2 separate regions of the Homo sapiens genome follow, and region 2 is linked to region 1. A link is an interaction called in ENCODE POLR2A ChIA-PET data of the cell type or tissue named here. Cell type or tissue: GM12878. All regions are shown on one strand. Each heading gives the region's core, and the rest is flanking DNA. Links, peaks and the distances in the headings are about the cores only.

Region 1 (8,184 bases), core at 1,926-6,925:
AAAGCTTCTGTATACATAAATAATACAGACTTTACCTAGCCTATGGTGAACAGGTCTGAGGCCTACACTTTTAGTACCACCAGTGTGGAAGGCCTGGCCAAAGCTTTAGCTCCAAAAATACCTGGTCTTTTCTCAGTCTCTTACTATCTGTGTGACTTTGTGACAATTCACTTTTTTTTTATTTTGAGACGGAGTCTTGCTGTCACCCGGGCTGGAGTGCAGTGGCATGATCTTGGCTCACTGCAAGCTCTGCCTCCCGGGTTCATGCCATTCTCCTGCCTCAGCCTCCCAACTAGCTGGGACTACAGGCGCCCGCCACCATGCCTGGCTAATTTTAGTATTTTTAGTAGAGACGGGTTTCACTGTGTTAGCCAGGATGGTCTTGATCTCCTGACTTTGTAATCTTCCTGCCTTGGCCTCCCAAAGTGCTGGGATTACAGGCATAAGCCACTGCACCCAGCCCTTTTTTTTTTTTTTAAATACTTTAAGTTCTGGGGTACATGTGCAGAATGTGCAGGTTTGTTACATAGGTTTACACGTGCCATAGTGGTTTGCTGCACCCATCAAACTGTCATCTACATTAGGTATTTCTCCTAATGCTATCCCTCCCCCAGTAGCCCCCCCAACAGGCCCTGGTGTGTGATGCCCCCATCCCCACGTCCATGTGTTCTCATTGTTCAGCTCCCACTTACGAGTGAGAGCATGTGGTGTTTGGTTTTCTGTTCTTGTGTTAGTTTGCTGAGAATAATGGTTTCCAGTGTCATCCATGTCCCTGCAAAGGACAGGAACTCATCCTTTTTTATGGCTGCATAGTATTCCATGGTGTATATGTGCCACATTTTCTATATCCGGTCTATCATTGATGGGCATTTGGGTTCCAAGTTTTGTGAACAGTGAATGCTATTGCTATTTTGAACAGTGCTGCAATAAATATATGTGTGCATATGTCTTTATAGTAGAATGATTTATAATCCTTTGGGTATATACTCAGTAAGGGGATTGCTAGGTCAAATGGTATTCTTAGTTCTAGATCCTTGAGGAATCACCACACTGTCTTCCACAATGATTGAACAGAAGCACAGACTATAAGGCAAAAATTGTTGATCTGACTACAAAGACATTAAAGATTTTTGTTCAACACAGGCACAATTGACAGTGTTAACAGATGTGTACCATACTAGGGGAAAATATTTTTAAAGTTTAAAATAAATGAGATTAATACTTAGATTATAAAAGCAATTCCTACTAACAATTAGAGAAAAAAATAGGAAAATGGGTGAAGGATGTGAATAAGAAATGCAAAAAAGAAGAAATCTGAAGGACTACAATTAGATCAAGAGATTCTCAACCTCACCAATAAGAAGAGACATAAAAATCAAAGCAACAATAATATACCATTTAATACTCATTCAATTAGCAAAAGTTAAAAAGTTACACGACTTCAAGTTTTCAACAAGTTGGGGGAAACAGAAACCTACATAAATGGCTGGTAGGAGTGGGAGCTGGCACAATCTTTCCAAAAAGTAAACCGGCAGCTTTTAGTAATTAGTTTCTGTGTACCCTACAATATAGCAGTCTCTCTCCTGGGAATGTGTCTGAGAGATTTTCACACAGGCCTGTAAGACACCACATAGAAAAATGAACACAGCAGCATTATTTGTTAGAGCAATAGTTGTCCATCAGCAGATGAAATAGAATTCAGCTGTCAGATGCGATAAACTAGTGAATATACATCAGAACATAACATTGAATAAAGAGATAAAAGAATATAATGAGACGCTGCGTATGATGTAAACTAAAAGCTTATACATGGCCAGGCGCGGTGGCTCACGTCTGTAATCCCAGCACTTTGGGAAGCCAAAACAGGGGGATCACAATATCAGGAGTTTGAGACCAGCCTGGCCAATATGGTGAAACCCTGTCTCTATTAAAAATACAAAAATTAGCTGGGCGTGGTGGTGAGTGCCTGCAGTCCCAGCTACTCTGGAGACTGAGGCAGGAGAATCTCTTGAACCCGGGAGGCAGATCTTGCAGTGAGCCGAGATCGTGCAACTGCACTCCAGCCTGGGTGATAAAGCAAGACTCCGTCTCAAAAAAAAAAAAAAAGAAAGAAAAAAAGCATATACACAAAACACTACTAGATATCTTTCACAAATACGTATGTATCAAGAGTATGAAGAGACATACATTAAACATCTTAGAGGGAATGTATACTAAGTGGTAAGGAATGGGAATAGGGAATGAGAGATGAAGGGGAAAACTAAAATAAACTAAGAAAGGGGCTTTATGGGATCAAACATAAGAGTGTGCCAGGAATTGAAATAAGAGTATGAATAAATGAAATCTCTGAATCTAAAATCCAAAAAGTTAAAAAAACAAAAAGGCACACATAATATGGAACAGGTTGCTATAAGAAGGCACACTTGGTCTCTGCATAAGTTTCTCCTAAGCACATGGGAACACATGAGCCTCACAGGATATAAAGTGCAAATCAAGACCCTGTTCTTAAATTCATGAACTATGATTCTCTTTAGACTGTTCTCCTTCAATCTCTTGAAGCTCTTTTCAGTTCTACAACAGTGGTGATAATTAGCCAAGTGGGGAGGGGAGGGCATAATTCCACTTTTCCTGAGAAGCTGGTGACAAAGATTCCCCCTGGCAGAGGTATTTTAGAAACATTGATTGTGTTCTTGTATTTTCCATGTTTCCCTCTATGTGCTGGCAGTAGCAAATGTCTTTATCGTGGCTGTCATCCAGAGAATTCGAAGCCAGAGCTCTGCTCTGGGCATACATCCAGAAGAGTGATGTGGATTCCATGGCTGAAGAGCCCCAAAGTTTAAGGAGGGCCCAGAGGTTATGCTGACTGCCTCTTCAAGCCTTTACAAGTTGAAGAGGGAGAAAAGCTGAAAGCCCTTGGTCTTTCTCAAGGCCGTGTGCGGCCTTACTTTGATTTTTGTTCTGGGACAGGATGCCTAGATGTTTAGAAGTGTTTTAAGAGCAAGAGGTCAAGCATCACTCTTGAGGGGCCAGAGTATAGTGGGGAGACTATACATCTGTGTTTTAGATTTTGCTCTACCTCCAAATTGGATATGAAGATTAATTGGGTAGAATTTTCTCAACCCATTGCATTCCTTACCATTTAGTGTACATTCACTCTGAGATGATGGCTAGAATTTCATGAGCCCTGTGTTTATGAAACGACTGAAGTGTGTTCATCTTTTTAGCACAGAAGAAACACCACTCATTGACAAAGAAGCAGCTACTCACGAAGAGGGATAAAAAGCATCTGAAATTCCTTCCAATCTCACATCAAATGTCTTCCAATACACTGAAAGTCCCATTATTTTTATTGATAGTAAAAATTTTCATGTTAAGTATTTATAGTTATTATTTATAAACAAAATTTTATAGTTTTAACCAAATTGCTAAGAAGCTATTATTCCCATTTTATAAGTAAAGAATGGTCTTAGCAAGAGAGGTTACCCTCCTTGACCAAGATGACACAGCTAGGATATAGCAGAGCCAGGATGCAAGCCAGGTCTACATGGATGCATGTGTACAGCTTTATAGCTTATTAGTGTTGCTATTAAAAGCTTTCGCTAAGATAATACATATATTTTATGCAGCAACTTGGAAACTAAGACATTCTCAAAACTTCTGTAAGATTATTTTTTTAATTTTTAAAAATTTTTTGTGGGTACATAGTAGGCATATATATTTATGGGGCACATGAGATACTTTGATGCAGGCATGCAATGTGTAATAATCACATTATGGAAAATTGTGTATCCATCCCCTCAGTATTATTAATTGGTTCAAACTAGGCAGATATGATCTCAAAACCAGATCCTTGAAAGAATGAAGCACAGAAAAATTTAAAAGCTTTCAAGCTTTGGATTACTCATCACCTATAGAGCAAAATAGTGCCCTGCAAATAAGAGACCCCCTCAATACAAATTCCCGTCCCCTCCTGCCTAGCTTGAGGTGCACAGTAGATTGTGAGGGACAGAAGACTGGATACCAGAGGCCTTGGAATGTAGGAAAGGGGACACAAAAACCGAAGGCAGTCTGAAAAGGTGATAAGAGATCTTCCATGGCAAACAGAACCTGTTTTTCCATTCTTCCCGAAGGTCAGGCCTTACTCTGTTGACGCAAGGGCTGTTTTCTGTGTCATTTTCTAGCTAAGGCTGATGGTCCCTAAGCACGGCACAGATTTTGATTCTTTCTCATCACTTCAAGGTCTATCTAAAGATTCTGCTGAGAAGGAGCTTATAATTTTTGCATTGTTATGGGTTAAACATATCAACTTTCATTTGATAGGCAAAATGCCCTGTGATAACACGTAACAATAATTACAGTTGCAGTAATAGCAACCATTAAGGAAATGTTTAGTATGTGTCAAATGCTGTGAAAAGTGCTTTATATATATACATCATCTCACATGATCCCCTCAACAGCCCTCAAAAGATGATATCATTACTTCTACTTTACATAATTGAAAATAAAGGCCGGGTGCGGTGGCTCATGCCTGTAATCCTAGCAGATTGGGAGGCTGAGTTGGGCAGATTGCTTGAACCCAAGAGTTCAAGACCAGCCTGGGCAACAAGGTGAAACTGTCTCTACAAAAATATACAAAAATTAGCCAGGCTTGGTGGCACACACCTGTAGTCCCAGCTTCTCGGGAGACTGAAGTGGCAGGATTGCCTGAGCCCAGGAGCCGGAGGTTGCAGTGAGCCAAGATCATGCCACTGCACTCCAGCCTGAGTGACAGAGTAAGAACCTGTCTCAAAAAACAAAGCAAAAAAACCCCCCAAAAACAGTCAAGTAATTTCCCCTTGACCATCTATCTAATGCCTGGTGGAACTAGAGCCAATTTACTTCAGACTCCAAATACCATATTATTGACCCTTATATTTTAACTTTGTTACTAATACCCTAATCATCTATGATCTAGGGAAACTGAGGCACAAGGTGTTGATTCATTAAGGTAACAGTTTGGAGTAGATGGGGTGGACTTGTGATTTAAAAACATAAATTTTGCTTCTTAATTGTCCATTCATTCATGTAACTAATATTTATGATGAGGAACAATTAATGCTGCATTCTATTTATTAGTAAAAATATCTGCAGTAAAGTATAACTGAACATCATAAACATGTTAATAATAAATAACAAAATAAATATTAAATGCAATCATAAATGATATTTCCTACACAACTTATTGCTTTCCTTTAAAAAGCCTTCTTCAGTTTCCTCTAAACCATCATTTTTTAATCTGAGGCCCCACAGGATTCATAGATAAAATTTGAGGAAGGGAAGGGGTGATGTACATGGAGTTGGTTTGGAAAAAACTGACCTTTTTATTTCACTAACATCTAATTGAAATTTGCTGTTCTTCAATTACAAATATTGGCAACAAACTACTGTAGTATTTAGGAATATCTCCAACTTAATCACTATGCATATTTTAAAGTATTATTTTGCAGCTGTTACAGATATCTTGAAATAGCATTGATGTTCATCTCTATTTGGAAACTATAATTGTTATTAGATATACTGCTACATATATTTATCTAATACTTTAATAAAGACATATATTCCTATAGCATAAATATTTTAATATTTGATAACTGCATTTCAATGTAATTTGTCTCTTTTGCAACCTTACGCCATTTATGTATTTGACAACAATATTGAGGAAAGTCCATGGACTTTACCATAAAAAAGTTTGAGAATTCCTGTTCTAAGTCATGTAATAGAGGTAAACTTTCTTGTAAACAGGAGTTGGAGTGCATAGAGGATAACTGTGCCTGATCTCTGCAGAGCAAGAAGGTCCTAAGCCTGAGACCACTCCTGTCCATGGACAGAAAACTCAGCAATTGGTGTCTGTCCAAATATTGACTGAGACTCAGGGCCCTGCAGTGTTGGCTGGTCATTCAGGAGTTTCGTACTGACACCTGGAGAGCTTTTAAAAATACCTATACCTTAAATGAAATTAATGAAATCAAAATCTCTGGAGGTTAGGCCTGGGCATTGGCATATTTTTAATAACTCTAGGTGACTCCAAGGTGTTGTCAGGGTGACAACTATTGGATTCAATTATAAAAGGCCTTGTAGACTGTGCTAAAAAGTTTACATTTACAAAAAATCAAGGAGGTTTAAAGTAGGGAAGTGACGATGAAATTTGTGTTTTAGAAGTGTCATCCTACTCATATAGTCTGGAAGATGGAATAGAAAACTACAAAGCAAGATTCAGGCAAAGAGGTTATTGCAATAATCCAGATGAGAGATGAAGATTAGCAATGGTAAACTAAAGCAGTGTCATTGAAGATGCAGGGGTCAGGATAGATGAATATTAATTGAGAATATTAAGGCAATAAGTTGATTGCATGCAGGGTGTAAGGGAGAAGGAGGAACAATTGGTGACTGGAGGTTTCTGGCTTGACACAATGGGGAGATGTGGTAATATTCCCCAATAAATGGAATGCAGGAAGAGCAGTGGGAATGAGTGAGGAAATGATACAAATATGAGTTGAGTTGGACAGGACACCCATGTGGGCATGTCCAATAGTCCACTGGAATGATGGCTAGAAGCTGAAAAGAGAGGTGTGAGCTGGAGATAATTATTTAAGAGTCACCAAGCCCAGAGAGTAGCTGAGATCAACAAGAGAGAAGAAAGTGAAGGATGGACCCCTAATAGATAATCATATTCAAGGTACAGGCTGAGAAAGGGAAGCTGTCCTCCAAGACAGAGAAACAGCAACCTAAGATTTGAGAAGAAAAGCAGAAGGCAATGGCATCTAATGGAAAAGGGGAGAAACTTTCATAAAAAAGAGGTGATCAGGAGATCCCAAAGCTACAGAAAAGTAAACGATAATAGAGAGTTATGGATAATCTCTTTTTTGAGTAGAAGTTAGGTATCAAGCACTTCACAACTCTTTCAGTGAGGAATTTGGGGGCAATAACTACAATAAAAATTCTGATTTTAATCATAAGAACTTCTATTGTTTCATATATCAAGAAGTCTGTGGAGAGAAGACTCCCATGATAGTACACTAGGGCTGATTAGGATTTACTCCTGAGCTGGGCTAGGGTCACCATCCAGGAGGGTATCCAGCCACCTATAAAAATTTTAAGTTTTTCTTAACCAGTAGAAAGGAGGAAATGAATGTTGGATAGGCAACAAATAGTGTCTGCTACAAATGTTTTTCTTCACGTGTATCCTCGCAATGGTTGTGCAAGGTAGAGATTATTACCTCCTCTTTTACAGATGAGAAAACCAGGGGAAGCAGAGGTAAGAACCTGTTCAAGAAGGCACATCTCAGATGTGGAAGAACCATGATTCAACTCGAGTCTGTCTGCTTCCCAAGACTGTGGTATTTAAACAGCTTATAATGAAAATTCCTTCTATAGCTCCCCATAAAAGGGCACACAGTTCTTTCTTAACGTATTATTTCAGGCATTCATTCACCATTGATGTATTTGTGAAGGTGTTCTCTCTAAATAAACTATTGGGACCTTACTTGACTGTGACTTCATCAGTTTATGACTAATTATTTCTCCAACTTGTCAAGATTATTCAGAATTCTAATTTTACTCTGCAAGGCGTTAGTCATTTCTTATACTGCAGGATTAACCAGAGAGAGACACCCTCTTAATAACATGTTTCAAACTGTTACTGCAGATACCTGTGAGCTGGGTGGCCAGGACTACTCCCGGAGCGTGATTCATGGTGCATCCACCTCACAGTACAGTGGCCTCTGGGACTGTGTTTTCCTAGCTTGCTAGCAAGTTTGCTGCAATACAGTCATATGTCATATTGATGATAAGATAGGCAATATTTATTACTTATTTTAGCTATAGAGCAGCTTATCAATCTACCACAGAAGAATATTAAATTGGTTTACATAAAATGGTTTTGAAACTGGTTTATCCTAAACATCTGTGATCATCCACGTTAGCAAATTCATCATTTGAGTTTCTCTAGGGTCTTTCCAGGAAACCGGGACACAGTGATTGATCAACCGTGTCCAAGAAATCTTTCTTTACTTTCTCTTGTTTCCCTACATCTTCTTTCTTTTCCTGACACACCTTGCCTTTTATTCATTCCTCTGAATCTCTTTTCCATAAGTAGTTTAGCTAATTTAGCCCTGGAGCCATGCTTAGTGATGAAATAGGCACAGA
Region 2 (5,000 bases), core at 1-5,000, 350 kb before region 1:
ACCTGCCTTTGGTCCCCATCTCTTGAGAAATAAGGAAGATCCTCCATGTTTAGCTTTAGTAAGTGTTGATAGCACAAGGGGGAAAAGGCTTGAGGGAAAGGATTTTGTTTCTTTAGGTTTATAATGTAGCAAGTTCATCATTTCTCAATCTACATGTGAGTTTAAAGTATTTAAACTAGAATGTAGCCATTTCAACCTTGTAAGTTATTCAAATGCACAGCTGCTTGCACCTGTCATTTAATACATCTGATAAATCACTAGATCAAATCTCTAAATAGGAATCATTTCCCATGGAAACCTCCAGGAAGGTACCCATATGACTGAGAAGGGCACAGGAAGCAAAGAAATGCTTTTAAATGTAGCCATGCACAAATCATGTGTCTCCTATACATTCCGAGTTGAAAAGTAATTTCCAATTTTAAAAAAAATACACAGAGGTATGAATTCATACATACTCACACGTATATGTACACATAAACACACACATATGTATGCATACGCACATATATGAGATAGAAATTTCTCCTTTAAGTGCCACTCTGTAGGACCTAAGATATTTCTGGATTTTGTTTGTTTATTTTTGTTTTACATCTGTGAGTTGGTATCAACTTACCTAGCAAAGTAAGGGGAGAGGCACAGAAAAAAGGCGCCTTTGCACTTTCTGGAAACTAGCCACCTTTGACTCACCTTCTGCCTCCAGCTCCCAGACTCAGGCTCTGAGATTAGCAAGGAATAAATCTCCCTGCCTGCAGGCAGGGTCACATTCACACCCTCCGACACTCAGAATCTGCTCCCTTTACAAAGTCTTAGAAAACTGAATCCCCGGACTGTCTCTACAGCCAATCTGGATGTTTACCAACACTCAGGGTAAAGAAATCATTCCTCCTGTCTAAGCTAAATGCCGTGAACTCTGATTTAGGCTCTTCTCTGATCCGTCCTCTTCTTCCTGTGGCTGTATATTCACTTTCAGGCAAGCAGGGAGTTATTTAGTTCAGTTGACCTATCTTTAAAAATGCATATTCCATAGGGGCAAATCCTTGGTATTTTGTATAGCTCATAATTGTGCTTATTCTCAATACAATAAAGGAAAGGTGCCACTTTTATAAAAGAATAACATAAACAAATAGATAAATCCTAGTATTTTACATTAATTATGCTCAAGGCCAAACTGAAGAGCAAGTACATATAGTATATTTGACTTATCTAGATATAAAACATAACATTTGTTAAGTAATATCCTGAAACAAGACACTGCATTCTACATGACATTTGATAAGATCTACTCATGCATGTATGTGGGAAAAAGCTGGATGATACATCCCTGTTCCCTTCATCTCCCCAGCTTCTCACTAGTCTTGACTGCATCCGACAGACCAGCTGGTCATCAGATTACTAGCATGAGAGCACTGACCAACAGTTAAGAGCAACCAGTCCAATAACCCCATCAGATTTTATGGTAGAAGTGGACCTGTCAGGCTACTGCTCTTTCCACCCCACTTTCTATGACCCTTGGGTGAATGCAGCAAAAAATCCTTAAATGAAGCTTCACAAATCCAGCTTTTTTTTTTCCCCCACCATCACTCCCACAGATTTGTTACCTGGTCCTTCCTACTTATCAGGTCTCTGTTCTGCTTATTCATCATACAATGGGCATACAATGTAAGATCTGTTTTTCTGTGGCTCCAAGAACATTTTAAAGTAAATCATTAGGTTTCCTGTGTACCCAAGAGATGACTTACTAGTTGTACCCTTGTCTTTAGAAATAAAGAAATCACCACCTGGGTAGTTGAGTTGTTGAAGCCAAACAGAGTTCCCCCCACAAACCCTTTACCAAGTCATAAGGCTGTGCAGTAGCTTTTGGAAATCTAATTGCCACCAATGCTAACTCATCCACAAATTCTGGGACCAGGTAGACAGGATCCATTTGAGGGTGGGAAGGGAGGAGGAGAGGGAAAGTGAGAGACAGCTGGGTGTATACAGATACATCGCGTCAGCTGAGAGATTACAAAGCAGTGTATTCTAACTGGAAACACCTTACTGGCACTTTGCACTAACAACCCCTCCAAAGTATAAGGAAGCCAAATGTTTCTAATTTCCCCTTATTTCTCCTTTGAAGTGTGAGTGAGAGATAGTAATACAAGTATGAGGTAGTTTGCGGGGGGTGGAAAAATTAGGTATTCTGAGACTGACATAATGACTTCTCAGGAATTTTACTTAATCAAGCTGAGATAGAATGATAATGACTCGAACCCTAATGGGTTTTTTGTTTGTTTTGTTTTTGGTTTTTTTTTTTTTAGATGGAGTCTTGCTCTAGTTGCCCAGGCTGGAGTGCAGTGGCACGATCTTGGCTCACTGCAACGTCTGCCTTCCGGGTTCAAGTGATTCTCCTGCCTCAGCCTCCCAAGTAACTGGGATTAGAGGTGCCTGCCATCACGCCTAGCTAAGTTTTGTATTTTTAGTAGAGATGGGGTTTCACCATGTTGGCCAGGCTGGTCTCAAAATCCTGACCTCGGGTGATCTGCCTGCCTCGGCCTCCCAAAGTGCTGGGAATACAGGTATGAGCCACTGCGCCAGGCCCCTAATGAGTTTTAAGATTAGATATTTCCTCTTTACAATCAAGATGAAACTGAAACTGCTGGTGGTGCCAGTGTGGTCAGCTGGTCTGCATCCACCCCACTTCTCCTGCCCGATTCTGATTACCAACAAGCCAAGAATATGACCCTTTGAAAATGTGTCTGCTAGCACTGAGCCGTCTATACTTCAGAGCTAAACAAACAGCCACCCACAACCTTAAAAGAGAGAACAGCAGCATACATTCATACCTGCCTACCAGGAAGCAAGCCAGCTGGGAATCTCCCGGACCCACCGATTGACACACAGTGACCTTCATTTCACTCCACTGTTGCTAAGTGAGCCTGAGGTGGGGGAAGGGCAATGGCGGATGTGAAGAAGAGACTTTTCCATTACACCACTGGGCAGGCAGCAAGGCAAGCAGGGTCAAATCAGGGCCAGGGCTTGGTAGCCTGAGTGTGTGTGTATATCCATGAGCATGCGTGTGTGTGCACGCTTGCATGTCCGTGGGCATGCACGTGGGTGTGCGTGCCTGTGCCTGCTCAGCCCTCTCCAGCATAGCTAATTGCTGCGTCTCTCCCCAGATCCAACTGCATCAACAGATGAGAAGCGATGCTGCAGAGCAGCACTGCAGGACTGCCTAAGGGGGTCTCCTCTGGAGAAAAGCTTGGCAGGCGCTAACCCAACAAGCATGGGTTTGTTAAAGGGAGAGACTGCACAACAAATACAATGCCATTTAAATTCACTTTAAAATTTTTAAAAACATGTTTCCCAAATGTCTCTTAAACATTTCCATGGAAAGCTAAGGTTTTATTGACTCCATGAAAATCTAAGTGTGCAAAGCATCCCTGTCATATCTGGAAATTTAGTGTCCAAAAAGAAGAAACTGCTGCTTCTAGTAGAAAGATAGGGCTATAAAAACCCTGGACCAGGTGCGGTGGCTCACGCCTGTAATCCCAGCACTTTGGGAGGCTGAGGCGGGTGGATCACCAGAGGTCAGGAGTTTGACACCAACCTGACCAATATGGTGAAACCCCATCTCTACTAAAAATACAAAAATTAGCTGGGCATGGTGGCGCGCACCTGTAGCCCCAGCTACTCGGGAGGCTGAGGCAGGAGAATCGCTTGAACCCAGGGGGCAGAGGTTGCAGTGAGCCAAGATCATGCCACTGCACTCCAGCCTGGGCGACAGAAGAAGACTCCCTCTTGAAAAAAAAAAAAAAGAAAAAAAGAAAAAAACAGAAGTTGCTCTCAACAGTTACCCTACACTTAATACCATTGGTTTTGCCACCATAAAGTACTATTTGCTTTATATATGTTTATCATCTCATTTAGTTCTCACAGAGCATATGATTCCCCACCCCCCTTTTTTTTCTTTTTTTTTTTTTTGAGATGGAGTCTTCGCTCTGTCACCCAGGCTGGAGTGCAATGGCACAATTTCGGCTCACTGCAAGCTCCGCCTCCCGGGTTCACGCCATTCTCCTGCCTCAGCCTTCCGAGTAGCTGGGACTACAGGTGCCCGCCACTACGACAGGCTAATTTTTTGTATTTTTTAGTAGAGACGGAGTTTCACTGTGTTAGCCAGAATGGTCTCGATCTCCTGACCTCATGATCCGCCTGCCTCGGAAGTGCTGGGATTACAGACGTGAGTCACCACTCCTGGCCCCACCCCTTTTTTTTTAACAGGAGACTTAAAAAAATTTTTTGTGTGTGTGTGGATATGGGGTCTTGCTATGTTGCCCAGGCTGGTCTTGAACCCCTGCCTTCAAAGGATCCTCCTGCCTCAGTCTCTCAAAGTGCTGGGATTACAGGCATGAGCTACCACACCGGCTGCAACACGACTTTGTAAGGAATATCATGTGCATTAAACGGCCACCATTGTTCAGGGCCAAGAAGCTGTACACATTCACCATTTTTTCTTACATTTCACTTCCATTCTGTAGTTTAGTCTCTCCTCTCAGATTTCATGTTTGGCCTCTCAGTTTATCCAATATTATCGCCATACAGGCCCAAATACACTCACTGCACAATTGCCACTGCTTGATATGGCCACATTCACACGTTATTGAGAAGAGATCCAACTACAAGGTATTCCGGTGTACAAAGGGCAGTCAATACCCAGTCAGGCTGGATTTGCATTCATGCCTCAAATTCAGCTGATAATATTATTAGTAAGTCTTTATATCTTTAAATCATATGCAAACTTTCACACCCACTAGGTGTATCTAACTCAAATTTACAATTTTCCCTCTTTAACTAAACATGAAAATGGAGGCTTTAAAGATACTAATGTGAAGCCAAAAAATTGTCAGGGTATTCTTAAACACACTGTTTGTCTGCATACTTAAGGAGTTATTTCCTATGCAAAATACAAACTTCTAACACGTACTCTGAAAAATGCCAAGGAGGGTCCTTGGCATTGAAAAATG

Evidence for each region. ChIA-PET counts read pairs that join two places held together with the same protein. Peaks named below come from ENCODE experiments on the same cell type or tissue, not always from the same donor. Only the 100,000 strongest peaks of a DNase experiment are listed, where the experiment ranks them.
Region 2: POLR2A ChIA-PET joins it to region 1 with 7 read pairs; 5 of 35 experiments call an interaction of 5 or more read pairs at or near these places.

The regions. Positions count from the first base shown.
Region 1 is chr1:168,762,703-168,770,886 of GRCh38, reverse strand. It overlaps LOC124904452 (a long non-coding RNA gene), which reads left to right. Exons shown (of 2, transcript XR_007066725.1): 2 at 7,271-7,522. Among named protein-coding and RNA genes, the nearest start is that of LINC00626, 20 kb to the left of the region's middle. In GM12878, for the core only: no CTCF peak of the experiment used is centred there; no DNase peak of the experiment used is centred there.
Region 2 is chr1:169,114,146-169,119,145 of GRCh38, reverse strand. All of the region lies in intron 2 of ATP1B1 (ATPase Na+/K+ transporting subunit beta 1), which reads right to left. Among named protein-coding and RNA genes, the nearest start is that of ATP1B1, 10 kb to the right of the region's middle. RefSeq lists enhancers at 2,554-2,743, 2,350-2,969, 4,573-5,000, 4,968-5,000. In GM12878, for the core only: no CTCF peak of the experiment used is centred there; a DNase peak (open chromatin) is centred at 2,875; H3K27ac peaks cover 211 bases.